2 separate regions of the Homo sapiens genome follow, and region 1 is linked to region 2. Evidence: read pairs that join two places in POLR2A ChIA-PET (ENCODE). Cell type or tissue: Panc1. All regions are shown on one strand.

Region 1 (8,000 bases), 510 kb before region 2:
AAATGTCTACATATAATTATGCGTATTAAAAGTGTTGAATACATTATCAGAAGAGTAGAAGGTAGATGTCAGAAGAAATATACCAGTGTAGATCATTATAAAATATTCTATGCAGACAAGCTGTTGAAAATAAAAACATTATAAAAGGAATACTATAGATATAAGGGGAGAGGCAAGCATTTCCTTTCACCTAAAACCAGAATATTTCATTATTCTGTAGCCAAGCGGTAGGGGCTGCTTTTTCTTCCACAAAGTAAAGCTTACTGAATGCTTTTTCTTCTATCATAGAAAATTGATTATACCACTGTTGTCAATATAATTAAATGAATAACCAAAGGTTATAATACTAGCATATAGAACCCTTTGCTTACTGTACTTTAGATATCAAAATAGAAAATACAGCTGCATAGTTCATATTCATTATCAGTTTCCTCTGAAAAAATGTACATAATTAGATTTTTACACAAAAGTTTTAAAACTCCAGTCACATCAGCAGGTTTTGACTACTAATGGAAAATGGAATTGATGCAATTATGTGAAACAGTGGCAGGAAGCATGGCTTTTAAAAGAATCAGCTTAAAGAAAAAAAATTCCAGTTGCATGTGCATTAAAGCTGTCAAAACTCTAAGCTAAAGATCCGCTCTCTGTGCCAGCTAAACCCCTGCCCGACTCCGGAAAGTAACTTTCTGAAGCCATGCCAAGCCCTCTGCTTGAAAATAACATCTTAATTGGTTTCTTCTAATAAAATTCAAAATGCTCTTTTGGTGATGATAATACACTCATTGTTTTATTCCTGCTTAATGTTCTGGTCTCTTGGAATGTTTTGAGCATTACTGTTCAGGAGAAAGGAAAAAGCCCTTGAGCCTGAATTTATGGAGCGACAATCTGGCTGGATGGACCAACAAAGTTGGAGGCTTTTGATGCCAGAAAGATTGTTTTTATAAACAATCTATAAGGGTGGTTCTATTTAATGTCAGATTCCTATATAATGGCAATGAGACTCCAATCTCTTCCTATTAACTGCATCATTAGTATGTAATAATGTTTAGTTGTGAATACAGAACTAGACTGTTTAGAGAATACTTAGGGCTCTGACTGGCAACTGACACAAATTAAATTATTCGATAATTCTTTTCAAATCAAGGGGTAATTTAAGTCATAAGGTTTTTCTTCTGCTTGAGTTATGATAACTAGCGTACATCTATCTACAAGGGCAGACATGTTATTTAAAAGGCTCCAACGTATCCACCATACCATATCTAAACTTCTGCATGCCTTATCATCCTGTTAAGTTTCTTTATTAAAAGTTGTTCAATTCAGGCTGTTGAATAGTTTGTTTACACATGGACTCTAATTATGTAACGAAATTCAATAGAAAAATATCATTTGTATAATATTTATACAAGCCAATTTTATAACCACTTTGCTACTACTCACTAATTCCATTAAACAAGAGATCCCTGTCTTAAGAATTATAGTTGCATTGGAATTGTCTTTTCACATGTAATAGTCTGTATCATTTAAAATAAACTGTGATCACATATATTATTTCTACTTGACTCAATTACAAGGAAGGTCAAGCAAGAATACTAGGACGTTCAACTCCCCTTACTCTCAGTTTCTAATTTTGTTACTGCTGTCTTAAAATCTTCAGACCCGTTGTGTTCACTATCAAATTTCAGCGATGAATGAAGTGCCAGCTTGGTGTACTTCACACAGTTTGTACAAAGTTATGTCTATTTACAAAAGAGAAAAGGTCTTTTCTAATTTAACTTTTGTGAAATGAGGATTTTGGAAAACTGAAGCACATAATTAAAGACTACATTTCATATGCTATAATTGAGATTCTGCTCGCTCTTTGGCAACTGACGCTAACTATAGTAACACTAGCAACTTGGGTTGCAAGACTTCGCTGGCTGGAAAAAAAGAAAAGCAGGCGTAGAGAGCAAATTTAGGTACTTATCTTATTGATGCTTTACATATTATGTGCCCCATTGACTCCCTTTACATCCCCGTTATCTGTGCTAGGGATGGATTACTTCCTTTTTGCGGGTTGCTATTCAACAACTCATTTTGTTCTCACTATCACCAGCTGTCAGAAAAATGGGAGGGAGACAGGGCTCAAATTCACAAGTCACCAGAGTTTCTTGTCCTGGTCCTCAGCTTGCTTGCACTAAAAGCTGTCACTATATAAGTGTTACAATAATGTTTTAAGTAATAAAGTGTTCACCAAACTAATGATCCAATTATATAATTACAAATCTGTGGTTATTCATAAATTTAAAATAAGAAAACATATAAATAATGCATTTAAAATGATACCAGGAATACAACAGCTTTTTTCTGACTGAACAGTTTTTGTTATATGAATATACAAGAGAGTATACACTTAGGAAAGACTAAAACGGTATTCAAATATAATGTAATTTTACTCATAGACGATGTGAGTGTGTGTATGTGTGTGTGTGAGAGAGTTCTGCATTTATTTTTACTCAGATATATATCCTCTCTCCATAATTAATTCTATCTGTAGAAAGTCAAAATCTATAAGGAAATAAGTTTTTCCTAAAATAATTTAGAAGTTGCTTCTTCAGAGCTATTAATTCTACATAGAGTTAAGGTTTTCTTTCTGCTGGATCAACATTCTGTCTCCCTTCTCTGAGGAACAGAAATCTTCTGTAAAATTACATTGCTGTAACTCCCTGAGTTTATCTATTCCATATAGACTAGAGACTTTACATTAGCCATTATATTACAAATAAGGTTAAATATAAGAGCAATCTTGTATTCAAAATTCAAAGTCTGGTACCTGATCATTTTTATCAGAAAATAGTTGTACTAAGGTAGTAATTTAGAAATTAATTAGGTAGAATGTTTTATACTTTTATTATCAAGAATCTTAAATGCTAGCAAGCGTTAAAGTTGAGTAAGGCAAGAATATTTAGCATTTTCAGTGGCATCAGTTCAAACCAGAACATAAGATTACTTTAATGGATTTTTCACTCTAAGGCAATACATAAATGAGCAGAGTGGAATATTCTAGGGATTGACTAAGGGGAATATGGAATCCTGATGTACATAGCACATCAAACGAGCTCTTGATTACAAGAGCAGTAACTTGGGGAAGGAAAGACAAGACTAGTATGTTCATTAATTTGCATGAATTAGAGATAAATGAAAATATAAATTATTCTTATTTATGTATTGCCTCAATCTTCGCAAAGAGAATTGAGAGGCACTTAAAATATGGTGTTGAACAGATTTAAAGCCTGATATATAATGATCCTCAAATTACTGCTGAAAATCAGCAGTTAATTAAAAATGTAAGGTATGTTAAAGCTACAGTGTTGTACATACTTGGAGAAGAAATATCATGAAGCAAGTTGTTAATACTCATATTAATAGCCTTGCATTTCTGCAGATTTTGTAACATACATTTGCAGGGTATCTCTGATTCTATACAAGCACTGCTCATAATTAATTTTTCTCTTCTTATACCATTTTGTCTTCTAGTCTTGTCAATGCCACCATTAAGCTGTAGAACCTTAACCAAGAGCTTTAGCCTCCATGCCAATTTACTTCATAGGCATTCTATAATAAATTAAATAATAAGGGAATTATTTGAAAAGTAAAAAGCATTTTACAGAAGTAACATATCCCTATTGAGAGCTTAAAGACAGCTCATTCTCATTGGATAAGGAGGATGGGTTGAAATGATTGTTTCTGAAAAGCCTGCAATTTAAAACGTGGAACATACTTGCCATCTTTTACAGCTCAGCAAATTGTTTCATGGCTAGTGCTACCCTAAAATAGCACATGGCTCAGCACTTAGTTCTACCTTCCATGTGCCCTTCTTGCTAACTCATACTCTGAGCTACAGAACATCTTACCTTTCTGTTCCTTGCCTTTAAATGTGTTTTCCTTAACAACAGAGGTCTTCAGTAATATATAAATGAAAATGCAGAAGGCAAAAAAGTGCTGGAATCTGCCCAAAGCTCACAGCTCTATTTCCCAATGCTCGTTCTTTTTTTTTTTTTTTTTAACAGTAATGGAACTAAAACCAAAGTGATAGTTCTTTATTATAGCAAAGTGATAGTTTTTTTATTTAAAATAAGTTATTTTTTACAACCTCCTTATATAAAAGATGTTTATGAAAGAAAAAATTGAGTGTGTCTCGGTGCCATTTTTTTAATGCAATGAATGATATCCATGAAAAAGAACATCTGAATCTTTTGTTTTAAAAGACAGTGCAAGGTATAGTGAATTTATGGAGATACATCCTGATAAATTTGCATAATGAAATGAGGAGAGTGTATAATAATTTTTTTCTACTGTTATCCATCTAAGCACTGACTTGCTCGCATAGGCACAAAGGGAGATCTCAGTTACAGCAACAAAATAAACATGTTCCAGAGAGGTAATTCCCCTCATCTTCACCTTGATGAATCATAAATTAAAGGGGGAATTTGGGATGATATAGGGAATGAATTTTATTTCATTTTCAGGCAGGTTTGATGTTCTAAGAGCAATGTAAAATTCTAGCATGACATAGTTAACATGATATGTTTACAGAATATCTTACTGAGAAAAATTCTTTTCCTTTTTCCTTTCATTGTGATCTTTGTGGATCTTAAAACTAATTCTCATGGCAGCTACAGAAATGGCTGCCACAAAGTCAGTATTAATGTTAGTGTTTAATTGCCAAAACTATTTTAGAAACAAAGAAGACAAAAAGTAGTATACACCTAGGAAGAATGCGAAAATGTATAACTTTGGTTCTAGATATATCTTCTGAATCAAAATTGCAAATAAAGGCTAAGTAACATCGTTTTATCAATATATGTGAACAACATATCAACATATATGATCAACATGTGAACAAATTTAAAATAAGCTATCTAGGATCACTTGCACCATCTTCATTTGATAAAGAGTTCAATTTAGTAAACATGTTTAGGCATGTCTATTAATTCATAGAATAGGACCTTTTTTTTTTTTTTTGAAAGAGAGTCTCACTCTCTTGCTCAGGCTGGAGTACAATGGCTCAGGCTGGAGTACAATGGCACGACCTCGACTCACTGCAAGCTCTGCCTCCCGAGTTTATGCCATTCTCCTGCCTCAGCCTCCCGAGTAGCTAGGACTACAGGTGGCCACCACCATGCCTGGCTAATTTTTTGTATTTTTAGTAGAGACGGGGTATCACCACGATAGCCAGCATGATCTTGATCTCCTGACCTCGTGATCCACCCGCCTTGGCCTCCCAAAGTGCTAGGATTACAGGCGTGAGCCCCCGTGCTCGACCACATTTTTTTTTAATGGAACCGCTGTGTTCGTATGACCGATTAACAAAACACTCAAGCTCACTCTTCTAACTTCAGAACACTAAAGCATTCCTTCTTTGCTCCCAATTGTAGGAACCTTGTAACTCTGAATGGCTTAACACAGAATATCATTTATTGGCAACAGAATCAAGCTTATTATAATCTGATGAAACTCACCTGGAACAGTAATTACTTTTTTAAACAGGAAAATATAGGCTTACACATTTTTCTAAAATTTTTTCTCTAGGAGAAATCCACAGCATATCAATGTAACACCTTTTATCCTAAAATTTTCAAGAGATGTTCTTTGCAATACCTGAAATAAAATTTCCTCCCTCCAATTCAAGTCTACTAGAAATATTATTTTATTTTGATTACCAGAGCCCTATATCAATACATATTACAGGGGAAAATAGACATACGAGGCTACATTTCTTAGCAATTCTTCTCATCTTCCATTGCAATTGTATTTTATAACAGTTTTTACCTTGCTGCTTTACAAATTTAGTGTTACTCTATTCTAGACTCATGTTTCAGGTAATGTCCAACTCACAAGTGAATTCATCAATCCTTTGCTGAGTTCAATTAAACTCTCACAAGGGGGAGAGTAGAAGGAACTTTTTATTCACAGAGCACCCCTTGAGTTTGGGTTTACTAAAACACTCATGTGTGCTTCAAGATATTTCAGTGACATTTAATTGAAACCATCATAAGGAGACTTAAAAGAAAATGCCATAACACACACCTGAGAACTAAATACTTCTCAGTAACACAAACCTGAGAAGATTCAATACACCCAGAGTAAGCATCTTCCAAGATTAACGGAGAAATCAAGAACAACTGCTTTTATTTTCATTTCTTGGGCAACCACAACAAAAACTATTTCAACAAACGTGCCTTGTAATGCTAATGCTACCAGAGCTCATAAAGAGGCAATTTATTATTTTCAGTTTATTGTCCAATAACAATTCATCAGCTTTGGGGCTTAGTTCATTAGTTCACAGGGATTCTTTTATTTGTTGAGGGTGATTTTAAAAGATGTTTTATAAAATTCCATAGTCTTTCATTTACATACTATCAAAGACCTGGAGACTTTGGCAGCTTTATTACTAAAAATTCAGCACACACAAAAGGGAAAATGAATCACAAAGTAAATAAATAAAACAGGGCCAGGCGCAGTGGCTCACGCCTGTAATGTCAACAATTTGGGAGGCTGAGACAGGCGGATCACCTGAAGTCAGGAGTTCGAGACCAGCCGGGCCAACGTGGTGAAACCCTGTCTCTACTAAAAGTACAAAAATTAGCTGGGCATGGTGTCGCACACCTGTAATCCCAGCTACTCGGGAGGCTGAGGCAGGACAATTGCTTGAACCCAGGAGGTGGAGGTTGCAGTGAGCCAAGATCTCACCATTGCACTCCAGCCTGGGAGGCAGAGCGAGACTCTGTCTCAAAAAAAAGGAAAAGAAAAAACAGGTAATCCTATGCAAGTCTAGTGCTTAGTCATAAAATACCTATTTCCAATTCAAAACTCACACTCAGTTTTCTGTTTTTAAACCACTGTCATGCATATGCAAATGTAAATTCAGCCATGGGCTGCAAGATTGGCCAATATTAACTAAGGAAAAACTTATACTAAAAGCATTTGTGTGAACCTTATATTCACTTGCAAAGCTATTTGGCATAAAATAAGAGTTAGACCAATTACAAAAGAAAATATTAGAAGTCACAGGTCTCAACATAGAAGATTTAAGTAGCACAAATGTAACTAATTAATAACATCTGAAGTACATTCTCCCACAGGACTGATGACCATCTGGTTGACCTTGCCCTAGATCAACAGGGAAGGCAAACCTGTAAATCACTGTTTTACAAATGTTATTACTCCATTATTTCACCACAAGAAAAAGGGATGGAACATGAATGGGAGAAGAGACTCATTGCTCTACACACCTTGAAATTGCCTATGATGCTTATTGCACCGGAAGTAACACAAGACTGAGTGGTTTCTTCTCAAGTTCCACCCAGAGAGAGACAGGCAGAGGACCAAGTTACAGTGATGGAGAAGAATTCAAGACAAAAGAGCCAGTAGGTAAAGTAATTACGAGAGAATCTAAAGGTACTTAGAGATATAAAACAAGTAATGCAAATGACCTCTGTCTAATACAACTTGAAACTATCTGAATTTCTGCAAAACACCTTTCAGTTGCTGATTTTTTATTGGAAAACAGTAATAGAACTTTAGAAATACGAACTAGAAGTATATGCCACATGTATTTAAATATATACTCTTAAATACATTAACCCCATACAAAGCTCTATATTTTGATGTTGAGAATAAACTACTTTGGAGGAAACTTAAAAACCTACTTGGTACAATAGTCAATGAGTCATCATTTGACTAATGAGAAACTTTAAATAATAATAAATTTGAACAGGCATTTCAAGCAGGTACACTGTGAAATCTCCTAAGAAAACTGTATTGAACCAAGGTTTAAAATTTGTACATTTTGACAACTGTTTTCGCCTGATACTTTCCCTATAACTTGTCTATGTAGTTCATTGTAGGAATGTTTAAAATTATTGAGTTACCAATCGTGCAATTTTATTAGATGTATTCTCACTGTTGATACATCTCTTTTAAACAGTATTCAAAACAAGTGATTTTCTATCTCTCTGATT
Region 2 (8,000 bases):
TATCTTTCTCCTCCATTGTATCTCGAGTTCTTTGCACATTTGGTGGTACAATATAGTCATTCAATAAATATTTGTTGAATCATTGACTGCATGCAGTAATGTATAAAAAAACTCATAAATGAAGCACATAACTGTAACTTAAACTATTACTTTCATTCTGGAATGTCACCAACAAGGATTCACTTCAATATATGAAATTATAGTTTGTGAAAAAACAAAAACAGGAAAATATGTGCTCCTGTAAATTTACCAATATGATACTGAAATCATTTTAATGACTAACTTTGGTACATATTTTAATTTTTTTAATCTTTTAATTGTTATTATTATTTTTGAGACGGATTTTCATTCTGTCGCCCAGGCTGGAGTGCAGTGGCACAATCTCAGCTCACTGCAAGCTCTGCCAACTGGGTTCACGCCATTCTCCTGCCTCAGCCTCCTGAATAGCTGGGACTACAGGTGCCCACCACCATGCCCGGCTAATTTTGTGTATTTTTTGTAGAGACGGGGTTTCACCGTGATAGCCAGGGTGGTCTCGATCTCCTGATCTTGTGATCCACCCATCTTGGCCTCCCAAAGTGCTGGGATTACAGGCGTGAGCCACCGTGCCATGCCAATATTTTAAAATTAAATTCAATGCTTTAACAAAGTATTGAAATGTAATACTTTTCATGTTCCAAAAAATAACTTTTGAAAAGGAAACATTTATTTGGGTAAATTGTGAGAAAACATATCTCAAATAGATTTTAAAATTTGTTTTCCAAGGTCAAGTTTTTATACTGCAATAAATATTTTGTTTTTAATGGATCTTTATTTGCTGTGTTTCAACAAAGGGTAAATGCTTGAGGGGATGGAAACCATATTCTTCATATATGATTATTTCACATTGTATGCCTGTATCAAAACATCTCATGTACCCCATGAATACATATATCTATTATGTACCCACAAAAAATAAAAATTAAAAAAAATTTTAAAAATCAATTCCTCTGGGAAGACTATCTAATTACTCACACAATTTTAATATGCAAATTTTAGGCTCCTTTTACACACCACACTTGGACTTCACGACACGCCTGTGAACTCCAGGATCATATCTTGTGCTTCTTATGTCACTTGGACATTGCATAGGCATTTAATAATTAACAAACCAAGACAAAAACTCCTTCCAAAACTACTCCTGACACTGTTGTCCCAACAAAGTAAGTGGAAAATCTGTATGTTAGAAATCTTGGGGTCATCCTTGAATGCTTGTCCCATTATACCACACATTAACAGCAGTTGTGTCTTTATATATTCGGATCTCAGCAATGTCTCTCTGCAGCCACCACTCCTCTCCCAGCCCAAACCACTGTTTTTACATGCATGACTGCAATAGCTGCTGAGCCTTGTTCCTTGCATCTGTCCTTGTTCCATTTAGTATTTTTTCAACACAGTAGACAGAGTTGTCTTTTTGTAACCCAAGTCAGATCATGTCACTCTTCCTCCATGATGGACTTTCATTTCCTCTCTGGCATGAGTTCTTACTAAATCACCTCTCACTTTTAATTTACACAGCCTGCCTTGCTTTTTCCTGCATATGCTAAGCCCTCTCCTGCCTCAGCCTCAGGGTTTTCACTTGATATCTCATCTGTCTAGGAAGCACTCCCTCTGAATATCTGCATTGGCTTTCCTCCTTGCCACCTTCAGGTTTTGGCTCAAATGTCACCATTTTTAGTGTGAACTTCAGACATGACTCTGTGATATTGTACTACCTCATTCCTGGATTGCCTATTTACCTTTCCACTTTGCTGCATTCCTCCATAGTATGTAGAGCCTTTTAACATGATATATCTACTCTTTTTTTCAGTTTCTCTCCTCCCATAAAATGTACCTTTAGAAAGAAAAAGGGTAGTGTCTGTGTAGACTACTGTATTCTAAGTAAACAATGTTTGACTACTAATATGTACCCAGTAAACATTATTGGCTGAATGAATAATACTCAGTTGTATTGAAATTGTACATTCAATATCTGTTGTCTTCCATATAATATGAACATTTCAGGGTCAAGAAAATAATTAATTTCTATCAATTAAGAGGTTGATGCAGGACATAAGGAGATGATGAAGTATTTGAAAGGCAATTCCCAAAGTTACATGTGCCTACATTAATCATTAGCTAAATGAACAGTCTTCCTTTATATTAAGAAGTGGAGGACTTCGATAAGAGTTGAGGTTTTGAGGTAGGAAGTCATAGAATCCCCTTCTGGTAGCTTAAGTTTTCTCTGTGAAGTCAGAGCAGAGGCCTAGTGATTGATTAGTGAAAGGTTTAGGAAAAATGGGCAAATAGTAGTTGTCATCAATATGTGAAAAAATTACAAAGAAATAGGTATCAGTAAAGGATACTGGAAAAATAGTAATTGAAATGCTAATTACAGGCTTCAAGCTGGATAGGGAGATACATAAAAACAGGAAAAGCCATATATGAAATAAGGAGTTTTAGAATTAATAGGGGTCTTATTGTCATCAGACAACCAGTGTTTGAAATGAATAATGGGAGAAGAATAAGAGGTAAAGTCCTAAATGCGTATGAATTTGTGGTTTCACTCGTGGAGTGATTGCTGTTGATGCTACACGGCCATTGGAGAAGGCTGTGACTGGAAGAAGCTTTCTGGAGGAGAGAAATATTTTGATAGTCACTCAATGACATTTATTTAATGCATACCATACTAGGCACTGGAAATTTTACATATACAAATTTTTTCTACAGAAGAACTTTATATTTAGTGAATGATAGAGAGAAAGTGCATAAAGATGCAGTGAAACAACTTGTAAGAGAAGAAAAATAGAAATTGCTCTGAATATAACCAGTTCAGCAAAAGCAGGGCAAAGGATGGATAGTCTCAAAAACTTCCAATATAACAAATCTTGCCAAAGCAGATTAACCCATGGCAAATAATTTTGATGGAATTTAAAATAGATGAACTTACAATTTTAAAATTAGAGACTATTCAACACCTGATTGAAGTTAGGTATGAAACAATATTAGGTATCTTATTTATTTGCTATTCATAATACAACACATAAATTCTGTGAAATAAATAGGAAGGCCGTGTTGGTATTAATTAAAATCCTCATCTTAAAAGCATTACTCCGAGGTGCCTGAATTTTCAACAACTCCGTGAATAGATTTTGAATACATCTCTGAATAACTAAAATGTCATTTTCAATATGAATACATTTGAAAATTTGAATATTTCAACATTAAACTGAGCATTGTACAACTGACATAAAACCAATTCTGTGATTTTAATTTATCTTTTTTTTCCAGAAATTTCAACACATTGTCTAAAATGGTTTGGTAGTGCTTCTTAGAGGTGTATATTGTTACATGTAAGATTGTGCCAAATGGAGGGATCATTTATTGAAACATAATAGGAATTCAGTACAGCTGCAGGATACAAAATCAACATACAGCAATCAGTAGTATTTCTAAACACTAATAACCAACTATCCAGAAAAAAAACTAAGGCAAACAATGCCATTTACAATATGTCTTAATCTATTTTGCATGGATAAAACAGCATACCTGGCTGGTGGGTGCGGCGGCTCATGCCTGTAATCCCAGCAATTTGGGAGGCCGAGGCGGGTGGATAACCTGAGGTCAGGAGTTCAAGACCAGCCTGGCCAACATGGTGAAACCCTGTCTCTACTAAAAATACAAAAAAAAAAAATCAGCTGGGTGTGGTCACATGTGCCTGTAATCCCAGCTACTTGGGAGGCAGTAAGCTTCCTGAAACTGTGAGCCAATTAAACTGCTGTTTGTAAATTACCCAATCTTAGGTAGTATCTTTATAGCAACATGAAAACGGACTAACACAATGTGCAATAGAATACTATTCAGCTTTAAAACTGAAGGAAATGCCATTATTTGTGACAACATGGATGAACTTGGCGGACATTAGGCTAAGTGAAATAGGCACAAAAATAAAGCATGATTTCACTTACATGTGGAATCTAAAACAGTTGAGCTCATAGAAGCAGAGTAGAATGGTGGTTACTAGGGGCTGGCAGGTTGGGTGGGGTGGGATTGGGGAGATATTGGTCTAGGGATGCAAAATTTCAGTTAAACAGAAGAAAGAAACAAGAACTGTATTGTGTAATAGAGTGACTGTAGTTAATAACAGTGTACTATACATTTAAAAATCGCTAAGACAGTAGATTTGAAATCTCACCACAAAAAATAAGTATGTGATGTAATAAATATATTTATTAGTTCAATTTAGCTATTCCACATTGTATGTGTATATCAAAATATCAGGTTGTATATCATAAATATATACAATTTGTGCCTGTCAATAAAATAAATTAATATATAGGGATATGTAAATATTTATAGAAACTTGGCTTTTTATTTCTAAAATATAGATGTTCATGATATTATAATAGAGACAGTTGCTAATAAGATAACTCTAGTAGTAATTTGTATTCAAGACAGGAAAGCTTACAGTGGCAAGCAGCAAAGTCTTATTTTATTCTCATTCCAAGCTATGCTCTGCCAGCTTTCTTTTGCACCAGCTGCTATACAACATTGTCAACCACATGCTCTTCAAGTTGCAATATGTCTTTAGGCCAAAGAGTACTAGAGCTGATATGATATCTGTAAAACTCCAAATTTAGTAATTATATATATATCTGATTTCTGGGACTTGCAGAAGAAAAGTAAACTTCCCAGATTTATCAATGACAAAAGTAATTATTGATCAAATATTTTTCATTATATCATAAGTTTTAAATTATTGAAATAACTTACAGGAATTAGCAAATCATGGTATGATATTAAAGGGAGATGTGAGGTGAGGCTTCTTTCATATGGTTTGTCATGAGTTGTTACACGGGGGAAAATAATGTGCAGTCAGATCCCACTTACACATGGTAGTGAGGAGGATGATACAGATAGTGTTTAGATATTTCAACTGGTTCAACCTCATACAAGCTTTTTCCTAAGCCAGAGTTGTTAAGAAGCAAGGCTGAAAGTAGAAAGCTACAGGTATGTGAAATCCTGCCTTTCACTTACCTAAGCCTTTAAATTCTCCTTTGTGTATTGGTCAAGCAGCTGTAAAAATATTCCATATGACAAGAATATTAAAGGAGATCAACTTTAAAGAGGTTAACAATGTTAAATTATATTCAAACTAGATCTTTATAGTAAAACATTTAGGTTGTTTGTGTCAAATACAATTTAAATGCAAAAATCTAATTGGATCTAAATGAGTTTTCTCTAACAGCATAAACTAAAAGTATATTGTAACACAGAGTCCAGGTGACATTCATGCATGTTTCTTCACCTAAATAATGATAGTCTTGGGCTAAAGTCCAACCCTGGAAAAAGGTATGTGTACATTTACAATGAAATCTGCCACAGAAGTCAAGGAAAGAAGTAGTAACAGCAGCTGGGCTGTTTTTCAAGTTAAAGACTAGTCTTTTAACCTGTTTTCCAATACAAGGAAAAGATATTTTGTTTATGTGCCATATCAGCAAGACTCAAACCAACTGAATGAAACAACAAAGTAAACTCATTCAGGTCTGATCCAGTCAAAACAAGACTGAGTAAAGTATTTCATGTTAAGTTTGGAAAATATTACCACCAAACTGGATAGGTTCCTAAAACCTGGGGCCATTTTCTCATCTGGCACAGTCGTCAGAAAACTGTTCCAAGCGTAGCGCTCAGTCCCACTGGCCTGCAAACTTTTCAGAAAACCATACTTTCTAAGTAGGTTCTCGTGAATGAGAGAAGAATCAGATTTTTTTGTCAATCTTTTTGCCATCCAGACAACTTCATGTTCTTATTTTGTGTTAAACCTACGTCTGTCTACCTGCCTGTTTGCTTCTTTCTGTCTTTTTTTCAGCTCCACAAAATTATTCAAACGCTTTGTACACCAGAAACTGTTTTAATCTCAATACTTTAAAATAATGTCTTCGTGAAAATATGGTCAGACATTCCAGTTTTACTGACTTAACATATAAAAACTTCTTTTTAGAAAGCTCTTGTTGATTCCACTTGCATTTATTTATAACTATAGTGTTGCCATATATCCAAGTATCCCTTTTATTTATTCTTTTATCTTTTTAATAAAAGGATAAATGGCATAGACAATGTTTTTTTTTATTTTATTATTATTATACTTTAAGTTTTAGGATACATGTGCACAATGTGCAGGTTAGTCACATATGTATACATGTGCCATGCTGGTGTGCTGCACCCACTAACTCGTCATTTAGCATTAGGTATATCTCCTAATGCTATCCCTCCCCCCTCCCCCCACCCCAAAAACAGTCCCCAGAGTGTGATGTTCCCCTTCCTGTGTCCATGTGTTCTCATTGTTCAATTCCCACCTATGAGTGAGAACATGCGGTGTCTGGTTTTTTGTCCTTGCGATAGTTTACTGAGAATGATGATATCCAATTTCATCCATGTCCCTACAAAGGACATGAACTCATCATTTTTTATGGCTGCATAGTATTCCATGGTGTATATGTACCACATTTTCTTAATCCAGTCTATCATTGTTGGACATTTGGGTTGGTTCCAAGTCTTTGCTATTGTGAATAGTGCCGCAATAAACATACGTGTGCATGTGTCTTTATAGCAGCATGATTTATAGTCCTTTGGGTATATACCCAGTAATGGGATGGCTGGGTCAAATGGTACTTCTAGTTCTAGATCCCTGAGGAATCGCCACACTGACTTCCACAATGGTTGAACTAGTTTACAGTCCCACCAACAGTGTAAAAGTGTTCCTATTTCTCCACATGCTCTCCAGCACCTGTTGTTTCCTGACTTTTTAATGATTGCCATTCTAACTGGTGTGAGATGGTATGTCACTGTGGTTTTGATTTGCATTTCTCTGATGGCCAGTGATGGTGAGCATTTTTTCATGTGTTTTTTGGCTTCATAAATGTCTTCTTTTGAGAAGTGTCTGTTCATGCCCTTCGCCAACTTTTTGATGGGGTTGTTTGTTTTCTTCTTGTAAATTTGTTTGAGTTCATTGTAGATTCTGGATATTAGCCCTTTGTCAGATGAGTAGGTTGTGAAAATTTTCTCCCATTTTGTAGGTTGCCTGTTCACTCTGATGGTAGTTTCTTTTGCTGTGCAGAAGCTCTTTAGTTTAATTAGATCCCGTTTGTCAATTTTATCTTTTGTTGCCATTGCTTTTGGTGTTTTAGACATGAAGTCCTTGCCCATGCCTATGTCCTGAATGGTATTGCCTAGGTTTTCTTCTAGGGTTTTTATGGTTTTAGGTCTAACATTTAAGTCTTTAATCCATCTTGAATTAATTTTTGTATAAGGTGTAAGGAAGGGATCCAGTTTCAGCTTTCTACATATGGCTAGCCAGTTTTCCCAGCACCATTTATTAAATAGGAAATCCTTTCCCTATTGCTTGTTTTTCTCAGGTTTGTCAAAGATCAGATAGTTGTAGATATGTGGCATTATTTCTGAGGGCTCTGTTCTGTTTCATTGATCTATATCTCTGTTTTGGTACCAGTACCATGCTGTTTTGGTTACTGTAGCCTTGTAGTATAGTTTGGAGTCAGGTAGTGTGATGCCTCCAGCTTTGTTCTTTTGGCTTAGGATTGACGTGGCAATGCGGGCTCTTTTTTGGTTCCGTATGAACTTTAAAGTAGTTTTTTCCAATTCTGTGAAGAAAGTCATTGGTAGCTTGATGGGGATGGCATTGAATCTATAAATTACCTTGGGCAATATGGTCATTTTCATGATATTGAATCTTCCTACCCATGAGCATGGAATGTTCTTCCATTTGTTTGTATCCTCTTTTATTTCCTTGAGCAGTGGTTTGTAGTTCTCCTTGAAGAGGTCCTTCACGTCCCTGGTAAGTTGGATTCCTAGGTATTTTATTCTCTTTGAAGCAATTGTGAATGGGAGTTGACTCATGATTTGGCTCTCTGTTTGTCTGTTATTGGTGTATAAGAATGCTTGTGATTTGTGTACATTGATTTTGT

The links. Peaks named below come from ENCODE experiments on the same cell type or tissue, not always from the same donor. Only the 100,000 strongest peaks of a DNase experiment are listed, where the experiment ranks them.
Region 1: POLR2A ChIA-PET joins it to region 2 with 10 read pairs; 2 of 35 experiments call an interaction of 5 or more read pairs at or near these places.

The regions. Positions count from the first base shown.
Region 1 is chr7:80,906,631-80,914,630 of GRCh38, forward strand. All of the region lies in intron 2 of SEMA3C (semaphorin 3C), which reads right to left. Among named protein-coding and RNA genes, the nearest start is that of SEMA3C, 8.4 kb to the right of the region's middle. In Panc1, no CTCF peak of the experiment used is centred here; a DNase peak (open chromatin) is centred at 6,431; H3K4me3 peaks cover 684 bases; H3K27ac peaks cover 7,312 bases.
Region 2 is chr7:81,415,378-81,423,377 of GRCh38, forward strand. No RefSeq gene overlaps it. Among named protein-coding and RNA genes, the nearest start is that of HGF, 350 kb to the right of the region's middle. In Panc1, no CTCF peak of the experiment used is centred here; no DNase peak of the experiment used is centred here; H3K27ac peaks cover 2,106 bases.